Regions from separate parts of the Homo sapiens genome. Here region 1 is linked to region 2. The links are chromatin contacts, found by Hi-C or POLR2A ChIA-PET in ENCODE. All regions are on one chromosome and are shown on one strand. The core of a region is the stretch at or near the end of the contact, and the rest is flanking DNA. Distances in the headings are between cores, read along the strand shown. Region 1 has its middle 130 kb from the start of FAM3C. Region 2 holds the start of TES (testin LIM domain protein).

Evidence for each region. Hi-C counts contacts between places; a loop is a spot of excess contacts on that map. ChIA-PET counts read pairs that join two places held with the same protein, here RNA polymerase II (POLR2A). Pooled maps may share reads with other maps.
Region 1: a pooled map shows a loop between it and region 2 (6-fold over the local background). The contact joins the enhancer-like site here to the promoter of TES in region 2. A Hi-C loop is called at or near these places in 1 of 37 single-sample maps with no recorded cell type and 4 of 50 pooled maps. POLR2A ChIA-PET finds 5 or more read pairs at or near these places in 1 of 52 experiments (PC-9).

Annotation. Positions count from the first base shown.
Region 1 is chr7:121,525,587-121,532,320 of GRCh38, forward strand. No RefSeq gene overlaps it. Among named protein-coding and RNA genes, the nearest start is that of FAM3C, 130 kb to the left of the region's middle. Within about 2 kb of position 4,850, at least 10 of the 41 ENCODE cell types and tissues checked have a DNase peak (open chromatin) inside an H3K27ac peak, as active enhancers do; they include PC-9, where a contact is called at or near this core.
Region 2 is chr7:116,206,949-116,213,031 of GRCh38, forward strand. It overlaps TES (testin LIM domain protein), which reads left to right and starts at 3,591. Exons shown (of 7, transcript NM_015641.4): 1 at 3,591-3,786. The coding sequence starts at 3,760. RefSeq lists silencers at 3,310-3,439, 3,473-3,735, 3,490-3,689, 3,830-3,919 and an enhancer at 4,280-4,519.

The DNA of each region.
Region 1 (6,734 bases), core at 3,600-6,099, 5.3 Mb after region 2:
CTCTTTCGTTCTTTATGGGCACAAGGCTCCTCTGTTGGCTTTGAAGAAGCACAGCTCCCTGATTTGGGGCCAAGCAGAAATCTGTTTATTCTATACACTCTGTGTAGTCTCTCTCTCTCCCTGCTTCCCCTGGATTCTTTTCCCCTTAGTCTCTCAGATATACCAGTTATTTTCTCTATTATGCATATTTCTCTAGCTTTTCCAAATACCTGTATTTTAAGTATTCTTTTTAATGTGCAGCTCTCTATTAGTTGGAAAAAAATTAATATTTGTGGAAAATTTGCACTATCCTAAAGTTAAGGATCATAGATACGTTATTACCAGAAGTGATCTTAGTAGTAATCTGATCCAACTCTCTTATTTTTCAGATACAAATACTGAGATTGGAAGGTTAGCCCATTTGGTGACCATAAAATATCAATGGATAAATACCATCCATTTCTCACTTAGCAATCCTGGGAGGTATTTAGTTCAGTAGGGTGTACTTTCTCCACACAATCATTGAAGATCCAGACTGATGATGACTATGTCATCCTAAAAATATCAATTTTATTATCAGCCTGTGTATTAGTCAGGGTTCTCTAGAGGGACAGGACTGATAGGATATATATATATATATATATATATATATATACACACACACATATATGTGTGTATATATATGTGTATATATATGTGTATATATATACACATATATACACATATATAAAGTATATTTATTAAGTTATTAAGTATTAAGTTATTAAGTATTAACTTAAGTATTATTAATACTTAATAATTATTAAGTATGTATTAATAATACTTAATAATTATTAAGTATTAATAATACTTAATAATTATTAAGTATTAACTTACATGATCACAAGGTCCTACAATAGGCTGTCTGCAAGCTGAGAAGCAAAGAGAGCCAGTCCTAGTTATCAAAATTGAAGAACCTGGAGTCTGATATTCGAGGTCAGGAAGCATCCAGCACGGGAGAAAGATGTAGGCTGGGAGGCTAGGCCAGTCTCTCCTTTTCACGTTTTTCTGCCTGCTTTATATTTGCTGGCAGCTGATTAGACGGTGCCCGCCAGATTAGGGGTGGGTCTGCTTTCCCCAGCCCACTGACTCAAATGTTAATCTCCTTTGGCAACACCCTCACAGACACACCCAGGATCAGTATTTTGCATCCTTCAGTCCAATCAAGTTGACAAACAGTATTAACCATCACAGCCTGATAGTTACCACTGCAGTTATCTTGAAAAAGAAAAAGAGCTAAGAGTAGCACAATGGGCATATTTTCTGGTTGAAAGTGGCCCATATCATTTCTCACATTGCAGCTGGGAGAACATAGTCACATGGTCTACTTAGCTAACTTCAAGGGTGGCAGTATGGCCACAAAATAGTTAAACATATTTGGGGGGACGGTTAGTGGTTTCACCGCTAATCTATCATAGGTCACTTAGTTAAAATGGGAAGGTCTTTCCTACAACATACATGCTCATATATAAATGAATTTGGACATTTAAAAATGTACATTTCAGGTACAAAAGAAGTATTCTTATTAAATATGCATGGGAAAGATAGAAGACAGAGGGTGGAGAGTGTTTAGCATTTCCATGGATATAATAACTACCATTTTTTCTGTGCCCATCTAGAGGTCAGTGTTCTCTTTTTATCATTACAGAAACTCATAGGGATTGCTGTCATCATCCCTACTTCTATAGGGAAGGAAACTGAGGCTCAAACAACCTAAGCTCCTTCCTTAAAAAATTGAAAGTAATATATTTATTAATTTTTAGAGCAAAGATTTTCATTCAAGGATGTTGGTTATCATGTCTATGCACAATTCACTGGACTGTGTTGCCTTTAATTTAACAAAAGGGCAAATGAGCCATGAGACCCTGTGAGCTAAGAATGAGCACCACATTTTTCTTATCTTATTTTATATGATTATATCATTGAACTTGATGTTCTTATATATGTATTTAATATATATCACAATCAATCCAAATACATCCTGTAGGAATATATCATAAGCAAAATCACTGACAAACATTTGAGATGGAGAAATATAAATACCTCTCAAAATGTCACCAGTTAGACAAAGTATAAAATAATAAAACACATGTGTATTTATATTTTCATATAAAATATAGATGTTACTGATTAAAACATATTTATTGACCCTTTTCTCAGCTGCTGCTAAGGTTCTTGATCCTTACAGAGAACTTGGCATTGTGTAGAGGAGGGGATCTCACTTCATGCCTGATGGCCACAGGCTCCTCATTCACCTGCAATAAGACCAACTCCAATCTCACTCCTGGGCTCATTCTTTCTGATTATGAGGTGATCGTCACAGAAAATAAAATGGACACCCTCAATAAACAACTGGTATAGGCATTGGAACTTTCTGGCGAGACTTGTTTGCAAGCCTTCCCAATTCCTACTTTCTACCTCTGCATGGCTGAGGTAATAATTAGTTTTATTTAATTGTTTTTTGCACTTATTGTTCCCCTTTACTCCAACTTTCTCAGTTTTTGTTTTATCCTTTAGTGTTTGCATGTATGTCATATAAAGCATCTCAAATTATTTGAAGAATACAGCAGAAAGTGAAGGATGTAAGAAAGAGAGGAGGAGGATGGAGCAATTGAAAGAGGACAAAAGGAGGAATGTGTGGGGAGAAGAGAAGAAAGGAGGAAGAATAGCAATTGTCTGTACTAGAGATTTATTTTGTGCCATTTTTTGTTCTATGAACTTCCACTTACTTGTCACTAATTTTCCTCCTCTAGATGTGTAAATCTTATGTCAACCATTTAAACACACCCAGAAATATACTGATTTCCTTTCTTGAGAGATATTTCTTTCAGAGGCTTTTTAATAGCAGACGTCCTGGGAATTCTCTTTATCTCTTGGAAGGGATCAGCCATTTTCTGTGTCCTATGTCTTCCTCTTTCTTGGCGTACTCCCTCAATTTGGTAGAAAACATCCTCCAAAATATCTCTGAGAAAGGGCCAATGGGTAGAAAAAGTTTTGAAACTGCATATGTGGAAATGTCTTTATTCTATTCTCATGTGTAATTGGTAATTTGGCAGAGTACTAAATTGTAGGGTAGAAATACATTCCAGGTGAAAATGTGAAGATAATTCTCCACTCTTGTCACAGGACAGAAGCACTACTCCAGATATTGCTGTAGAGTGTGGTTTGTTTGATAGAAAAAGATGCAAAGATGGTAACCAGAATCTCATGTGTCTCAGGATCCCCATGAGAGTCTCCTTTCCAGCTGAAGCTTCCTTAAGCATTTTCCAAGAAAGGGAGTATTGCCAACATATCCCTAAAGAGACCCACCAAATTTATATCACCCAGCAGGTGCCAGTATAATAATACACATGAAGCCATATTTCCTAATTAGTCATATCAAAATGATTCAGTTCCAAGCAAGCATCGCAAACTTTTACTATTTGATGCTCTTTTTATTGCACAGTTGCACACCTGCACAGAAGCATCATTTTATTTTCTTAGATCCTAAAGGAAACCAGCCCTCTTTACTGCTAGTGAACTCACTGGGCCTTCTTACTCCCTCTACACTGCTGGCTAGTCACTAAAAATCCTGTCCCTCTTATTCCATGTTGCACAACAATGCTGCATTTTTTCAGCCTTGCTTATAGTTATGATTGCTCTGGTATTAATGCAGTTTTAGTAAAAGTGACGTGTTTTCTTCTTGATCAAAGGCTTTAAGAAAATAATACGTTTCCTACATACTTCCCCCCACCATTTTTCCAGCTGAATGTGGTGATAATGACATTCTAGAGAACAGAAACCCCCAATATAAGAAAGTTCCTTAGTCCCTGATGTACTAAATAAAAACTGCCCATTAACTAGAAACTTTGGATTTTTACCTGAACAAGAAATAAACTAATATGTTTGAGCTATTTTATAGTTTGATTCTATTTTACACAACACCTAATGCCATCCTAATACAGAATGCATTATGATTATTGATGCTTTGTCAGAAATCTTCCTTCCTTCCTTCCTTCCTTTCTTTTTTCCTTCCATCCTTCCTCCCTCCCTCTCTTCTTCTCCCTTTCTCTCTTCTCCTTCCTTCATTCCTTTCTTTCTTTTTCCTCTCTCTCAGTTTCTTTCTTCCTACCCCTGTTTCTCCTAGACTTTTTAGAATCCTCTCGTGGTCACCAGTATTCTGATATTTCAGCATGGTGTATCTTGTTAGGTTTCAATCTTTATGCAGAGAATTCAGTGGATTTTTTTCAATCTGAAATTTTAAAAACTTCATTTCTAGAAAACTATATTTAATTCCTAATTTATCTCCTTCATTTTTCTTTCTTGTAGAAATCCCAGTCAACTTCCTGAACTGGTTCTCTAATTTTCTTACGTGTTTTTCTTTTAATGTTTTTTTCCTCCACCTCCTAAGATTTTCTTCACTTATGAGATCCTAATGATCCCATAATCCTTTTTACTCAAATTCGTTCCAGTGGCTTCTATGTTTTGGCAATCACGAGAGCATAATTAAGAGAGTCATTCTTAAAGGACAGCTGTAGCATTGCAGATATATGCCTGGGAATACTTGTTTTTTGTTTTGTTGTTTGTTTGCTTTTTTGTCCTGTTTCACGTGGAAAAAGCAATGCTCTCTCTGGGAATAGACCTTCCTTTTCTCTGCCTTTCCATTGGCAAGTCATTGGCTGTTGCTTTATTGCCAGTGACTTCAGCATGATCTGTATCAGTCAGGGTAAGCTAGATTACACTACAGTAATAAACAAACTAAAAACTTTCAGGGCTTAAAACAATACAGCTTTATTTCTCACTCCTGATGCATGTCCACGACAGTTCGGTAATGAAACTTTGCTTCTTGTGGTCAGTCAAGGAACTCAGCTGCAAGAGTGGCCACTATCTTACTTGTTTCTGGTTAATGTGACAAAGGAACAAAAAATTTTTTGCGGTCTGGCATTGGTACTTAAGTGCACAGGCCCAGGGGAGCCACACCACACACTGTTCACAACTCTCTGGCTCAAATGAATCACACAGCCCCATTCAAACACAAGGGAGCAAAGACGTGTCAATCTACTCAGCACCCAGGAGGGCAAAACAGGAAACAGTAAACAGTCTAATGACTACAATGACTCATGCAAGAAAAAAGTTAAGTCAAAGTAAGAGTTCATATAATGTATATGTATGTCAATAACCCAAAGTACAGCTGTTTATTCAATAAAAAAACTAGACTAGTTATGAACATCTCCCAGTTGTCTTTGATTTTGTGTATTTATTTGCTTGTATCCAGAAGGCCATTGGTGGTTTTAGATTTTTTTTTATTTGTAGAAGAAGGAAACATTGACTATAATCATCAGCTGCCTTTCTAACACCTTCTAAGAAAAACCTTGGGGTATGTTTCAGCTAAGAGGTGGTAAGATTTCTTAATCATGATCCAAACTGTTTTTAACAAGTTTCAACAAAAACTATATATAGCCAAGAACCACCATCTGTTTCACATATTTTTGTGTCAGTGATAGATGAGGGAAAAAAGCTACTTGAAGTCACTGTCTTGAAGGTCTTTAGAATTGTCCCTTGAAGCCTGTGCTAACATTTTTTTTTTTTTTTTTGCTTTTCCACAATCTCCACAAACTGGCCAGCATTAACTATACGTAAATGGAATTCAATATAATATTTATTTTCAAGAAAAAGAAGGCCTCCTTGCTAAATGGGTCTAAGTATCAATCTTGAGGAGTTTTTTTTTTTTTTTTGCCGTTGTGACTCAGTCTTCATGCCTCCATGTGGAAGTATAAGCATAGAAGTTCCTCAATTTACAAACAGGTTACCTTTCAAAGTGTTTTATTGATGTTCTGGTTGTGTAGAAAACAAAAATGAATTTTCCCATATAAATTACGTTACAATTTGGTGGTTAGATTTCCAGATTTTTATCACAGGAAAGCTTTTCTTCCTTTCCCTTCTATTATCCATCTTCTTCTAAATCCTGCTTTATCTTCTTTGCTAGCTTTGACTGCGTGAAATGGGATTTTAAAGCATCAGATAAAATAAGGTCAAGTGGGGGACAAGTGAGAGGCAGCTGTTTTTACATGGCAGCAGGATTAAGCAGGAAGACAGGCATGTAGCGGCAAGGGAAGAAAGGTGGGGTTGTAGAACTGTCCCTACGACATGTCTTTTCAGCACAGCTTTGCACATAAGAGACTTCAAGTCTGACTCATATAAATTAAAGATTTTTTTTACTGTGTCGTGGAACTTGGCACATAACATTCATTGTCATCATCTGTGTCTGCACTATCCTATCCCCTTGTCTAGATTCTAATCCCATTATCACATTTCAACCTATCTTATGCATAACAGCAGGAGATATCCCATGTGCTAGGTATAGAACTACATGGACAGAACTAAATGTTACTGTGATTCACAGCAACGAGATTTTTTTAAATTTAAACTGGATTTCATTTTGGGTTAGTTAATACGTTAAGATGGTTCAACATTCGAAAGGAAGAAAAGGTATAACAAAAATCTCCCTTCCATATTGTTACTCTGGCAACAAATTCCCTGCTCTAGAATTAACTAATACTGAACTCCTTTTGTTTATCCTTACAGAGATATGTTATGCATATACAAATAAATACATATCTATCTGCCTATCTCTATCCCTTATTTTTCAATTATATAGTTTTCTTTGCATTGTTCTTTCACTTACGATTGTATCTTGGAGATCATTACATGTTACACAATGAATTTCTTGATTTTTT
Region 2 (6,083 bases), core at 2,341-4,840:
TCTGGCCCTTGAGTTTTGCAACAAGCCTCTGTATCCTTAAAATAAAATGCCATCTTTTTAAAAGTAAACTAGCTCGAGGGTTACTATTACTTGTGATATGGTTTGTATATTTGTCCCCACCCAAATCTCATGTTGAATTGTAATCCGTAATGCTGGAGGTAGGGCCCAATGGGAGGTGTTTGGATCATGAGTGGCTTGGGCCATCCCTTTGGCAATAAATGAGCATTCTCTCTGAGTTCACAGGGGAGCTGGTCATTTAAAATTGTGTGGCACACCTCATCCTCCCCCACCAACACATTCTGTCTCTCTTGCTCCTGCTTTTACCATGTGAAGTGCTTTCTCCCACTTTGCCTTCTGCCATGATTGTAAGCTTCCTGAGGCCTCCCCAGAAGCCAATGCAGAAGGTATGCTTCCTGTACAGCCTGTAGAACTGTGAGCTAATTAAACCTCTTTTCTTTATAAATTACCCAGTCTCAGGTATTTCTTTATAGTAGTGCAAGAACGGCCTAATATAACTTGCAATCAAGAGTTTTAACTAAGACACTTATTCATCTTCCAAGACTAAGCCAAGGTTACTCTTTTCTAAAGATTTTACAAATCCCAATACCACCTTCTCCCTGACTCTCACGTGTGCTTCCCTCTACCTGTAACATTTCATTACTCTTACACACCTGCTACTCCCATACTAATCTGTAAACTGCTTAAGAACAAAGGGAATGTCTTATGTATTTTTACATCTCTCCAGTGATGAAGGGTACATAAAAGTTTAACACATTTCCCTCATCGGATATTGTAATTTGATAGCATAGAAACTGAATTTAACCTGAATAAATATTTTGTTTGGCCTATACAGAGAACTTCAGTCTCTCTCTCTCTCTCTCCTCTGTCTCTGTCTCTGTCTGTCTCTCTCTCTCTGTGTGTGCCTGCACACATGTGTAAAATCTAGTATTTTCATTTACTTCTCTAAAGATAAAGATCTTAAGACCATTCCTTAGTATTATCCAGTATAGTATATTGATTTCCTCTCTACTTGATTGAAACAGCAGAGTTGGGCATTTATTTGGCTGATGTGTCCATAAGTTTTGTGGAAAAGTCAAGTCCAACATTGACTAAAGCACTCTGGTAGAAACAAAGGGAGATAAAATTATAAAGTAATATCTTTCCCCACAACTGCACCAAAAATGCACTTTCCAAAGTCACCAATGATCTCCTTTTTGTTAAATCCGAAGGGCATTTGACCCTTTTCTACAATTTGACATTGTTAACTAATTTCTTCTTCAATTTCCTTTCTTGCTTTTAGGGATTTGACTCCTAATTTTTTTCTTACCCTTAATCTAGCCCTTATCTCTTTTATGTGTTTCTCTTGCTCAGCCTTGCTCACTTGGTGTCTTTGATATTCTTCTCTTTTATTTTACTGTCTCCGAGGCTCATCTCACTTCTTGGCCTTTAATTATTTATTTATGTAGGATGTGAACTCCTAAATCAGCATTCAAGATGTATATTTGGATACTCATTTCAATGTCTCAGTCTCAAACTCAATATATTAAAAGTTGTATCCTTTATGTCCACCACCAGCCCCAAAGAATGCACAACTGAACAAAACCCTGACCATCATCCTATATTTTCTCTCTTTCTGAGCTATCCATAGAGGTGATCAAGATAGAAATGTGTGCCATCTTCTATTCATTCCACTGTCATCAACTACATGTACTCATCAAACCATGCCAGTTCTACCTCCTTAATAACTGTAGCTTAACACCTGAATAACTGAACAAAAACTTACAATTTAACTCTCTTAACACTTATCTACCTCAATTTTATTTTTATAATTTATACATAATCTATAATTATTTTTATATAATTGGCACAGTGATAATTCCAGATAAAACTCACTGAATTTCTATTTCCATCCTTGCCAATGATACACACACACAATGTAATGCTGAGAGGGTTGGGAAGGAAGAATGGGAGAAAGGCAGAAGTTGACAGTTAAAAAAAAAAAGTTTCCAGATGGTTTTCTTAGTGTCATCTCTGCAACCTCATCAAATAAGGGTCCAAAATTTATGTTACAACATTTGTTTGATGCCTTATTTAAATTGCTTTACTGGACATTTTCCATCTGTTAAGCTCTCTGAAAGAAACAAAATTGCCTTGTCATAGCTAGACCTCATGATCCTATACACTTACAACGGGCAGACTTTGCAGGGGCCCACACCTTTCAAGGTGGTTTGGGAAAATGACACAGAAAAGTTTTACATCAGCTGAAAAGAAAAATGCATAACTCATTTTGGTAATTTCAGTTTTAATTCTTAATAGGATAAAGGAAACATGCACATTATAAATCAATGCTCTGTGTTAACAAATAATCAAGTAAGCAGAGTTGCAAGTATTGGCTAAAATGAATTTTGGATATTTTTAGCTACCAAATTTCTCGAGGCAAGGCAGACATACATCTGGACCTGAATATCTGCATTATTAGGGAATTTTTGTTTGTTTGTTTTATATTGTTTTGTTATTTTTAAAAGTAGGTGCCAAATTAGGTCACCTGCTGTCTGGGCAATGTTATTTTTTGCCATAACCACAAATTGAAGAAAATTGACTGCTCTTTTTCCTTAGTCAACATGCTGTGCTTCCAGCCCCAAACATCTTTGAGAAGTTGTTTAGATTCATGAGCAATGCCTCTGTCCCCAACAGGCTAAGACATTAGGCAGGTCCCTGCACCTCTGGAGTCCTCAGTTCCCTGCAAAGTGAGGAAGCTAGACTAAGTAATCGTTAGGCTCCCTTCCAGACCGACCAATCTGATGGTATTAGATGCAATTGCTCCTGAATTAGGGCATGAAATGAATTCAGCTTTGGTGCACCAATGTGATGACTCTGCTTCATCAAAGCCTGAGCACGCGATAGGCCTAGCACCATCTCACACAGAGACAAAGGGCAACCCTCTGCTTCCAAAGGAATGACACAACCTGTTTCTGAAGTGATTCACATCATCTTTACTTTTGAACAACCCAATGCTCAGAAAACAATCTAAGAATCTTCGCTGACTTTAGGGATGTAAGATACGGTTTCTTGACAGTATTTGGGATTGTGGAAAAAAGCAATTGAGGAAAGGGCATCTCCACAACGCAATATTGAATTTAGTGCCCAAGGTCCATCACAGGAATCCCTAACGATCCCTACAATCTCTCTCTCTCTCTTTTTTTTCTCTCTTTACCCTGAAAATAAACTGAGAAGTTAGTATTGGGATAACTATTCCCCTTGACCCAAATAAAAAGTCCTGGGCAAACACAGGTACAAATTGCCAAATGGAAAAAGTTCTTCTCCATCTTCAGCTAGAGGGAGGCTGGGGATCCCAGCTCTTTAGAAGCCGGCCCGTGGACGCCCAGAGAATCCCTTCGGAGACCAGGTCAGGGTCACTGAGCTTGCCCAGCAGGGCGCCGCCTCGGACGCCGCCCCGCCTCTCACCTTGCCAGCGCCGCGCTCGGGCCGCGAAGGTGCGTGCGGCGCTCGGTGATTGGCGGCGGCCCGGAGCTGCCCGGCTGCCATTGGCTGCCCGGCCCCCTTTGTTCCCGGGTCCGGGCCGCAGGCCCGCTGCGGCGGACTGGGCGGCGGAAGTTCGACGGCGCCGGGCGAGTGGCTGTTGAGCGGCGCCGCGGGAGTTCCGCAGGTTTCCCGTGTTCGCAGCGGAGCCGGAGGCCAGCTGAACCCGGCCGTGGGATCCCGGATAGGAGGAGGAGGGGACCCATAGGACGCGTTAACATGGACCTGGAAAACAAAGTGAAGAAGGTAGGGGGGCGCTCGTGGCGGGCGGCGGCTGCTTCACCTGCGCGGGTCGCGCGGCGCGCGGCGGCCGGAGGTGCCGAGGTGGGTGGGGCTCGCGGGCCCCCCGGTGTGAGCCCGGCTCTGGGTCTGCGGTGCCCCGGGCCCAGGGACCTGGCCCCCTGGGTAGAGGAGGTGCTCGGCGGCCCCGCCAGCTCCCCACACTCGGGAGCGACAGAATTGGAAGCGCGAGCGAGGGCGGGCGCGGGACTCTTCTCTCCAGTCTCACGGAATCCCAGTGGTTGTAGGTGTTGGAAACTTTACTTAAGATGTTTCAGCTCTGCCTGTGCCTCCTCAAAAGGAAAGGACGAGCTTAGGGCGAGTGCGGGCGAGACCGTGACACTTCCTGGCTCAGGAAGTTGAATTTCATTAAGCCTTTGTGGTTTGGGGCTCTGCTGTGCTTTGACAGCTCTGATCTCCTCCCTTCCGGCTGGGCTGTCTGGGGCGCTCTAAAATGAGTGTTGATTTAATGCACTGCCTTCGCACCCGTGCTGGTGATAACTTCTAATGTGATTTTTTTTTCGGTCATTCATTACTTGTCTACCGACCGAGGCAGTGCCTCCCTCTTAGGGAATTATCTGTCAAAGAGCGCATTCTCCTTGTTTGGCAGGTAGTCCCAAAGGGCGGTTGTCACCAGCGTCTCAGCGCAGGGAGACATTTTCAGCTTGGCTGCTGCCTCGCAGGCACTGGAACCGACGGCCCTACCTGAGCCACTCCCGGGTTATGCGGAGCCTGGTGTCGCCTGGGAGAAAAGGGTGGGGACCAGACTATGACTCAGAAGGAATGCTGATGTCACATTCGAGTGAATTGCCCTGTGCGAAAGTTCTCCTCGTTCCAGGGGATTTGCTCATGTTTTACTTTGTGGTAAATTTAAGCTAGCTGTCCCTTATCAAATAGAGAAGTTTTGCAGAGAGAGGAAGGGAAAAATACAGAAAACAGTTTTTGTTTTTCTCATACTCATGGTTCCTAATATTTTATCTTCTAAACACAAAGTTTTTGACTTGAGCATTAATTCTATTTTATGCCCAGAACTGGATTTTTGAAAATGGATACAAAATATTGTGTTAGGACTGCAGAGTTTTCGGTTAGGAAGCTATTGACCAATAAAAACTCGAAATGAGAAAACAGTTTTTTTCATTCCTTGCGACTAAAATTCTCAGGCACTCAAAAAGGTATCCAAGAACAGAAAAACATAAATTGTTAATGGTAGCGTGATTGCATTCTATTCTCTTCCCATTTGGTTTCTTTCTTTTTTTCTTTTAAATAACTGTAATATTTTTGGTTAATCTTGCTTGTCATGGGGGAAAAGCGGGGAAAGCATTTTGCCCGCTTAGCTTTCTGTTGATGAATACTACTCTCATTTAGTTTTCAAGTAGGTAAGAGCTACTTAATTTAGTACTTGTCTAAAACTTGGGGGGTCTTGTCCTTGCTTTTAAGTATTTATTTGAAGACAACTTTGCAAAAGTAAACATATTTTGGGCTGCCGAGGATGAACAGGTGAAGCACAGGATTTTTAGGGTAATGACACTATTCTGTATGATACTATAAAATGGCTGATACATGTAATTATACATTAATCAAAATCCATAGAATGTAGAACACCAAGAGTAAACCCTAATGTAAACTATGTATGTTGGGGATAATGATGTGTCAATGTGTTTCATCACTTGTAACAAATGTACTGCACTGATACGGGTTGTTGGTAGTCCGGGAGGCTGCTGGAGACAGGAAGGCATGGGGGAGGTACATGGGAACTTCGAATTTTCTGCTCAATTTTGCTGTGAAGCTAAAAAATGCTTTAAAAATAAAGTCTGTTTAATAGGGGGAGAAAAATCAAAGACATTTTTGAAACTTTTTGAGACAAGGAGTAATTCTGAGGGAAGAAGTTCAAACTTAAAAATTGTATATGCTTGCAAAGGAAAAATCCAGACGTTGTTTATAAACAATTTCCTTAGAGTTTGAAAATGTGGATTATGATAAATAATGCCCTTGACATATGGTGTAATTTTCCTCGTTTATCCCCCACTTTACTTTTAAAAGTTATATTTTCAACCAAGAATCTTAACTTTCTCTAATCCTCCTCTTCTCCGCCTCTACCACCCCAGAAAGAATTCCATAAATTAAAGGTTTTAGAGAGAATCCCATGATATAACAAATCCCTGTTTCACTACGTTGTCTTCACTGATGATTCTTAGAATCCTCAACTGGTAAATTGGAAGCTATTAAAAAACCGCAGAGATGTCCCGTATGACTCCAATTTGTGA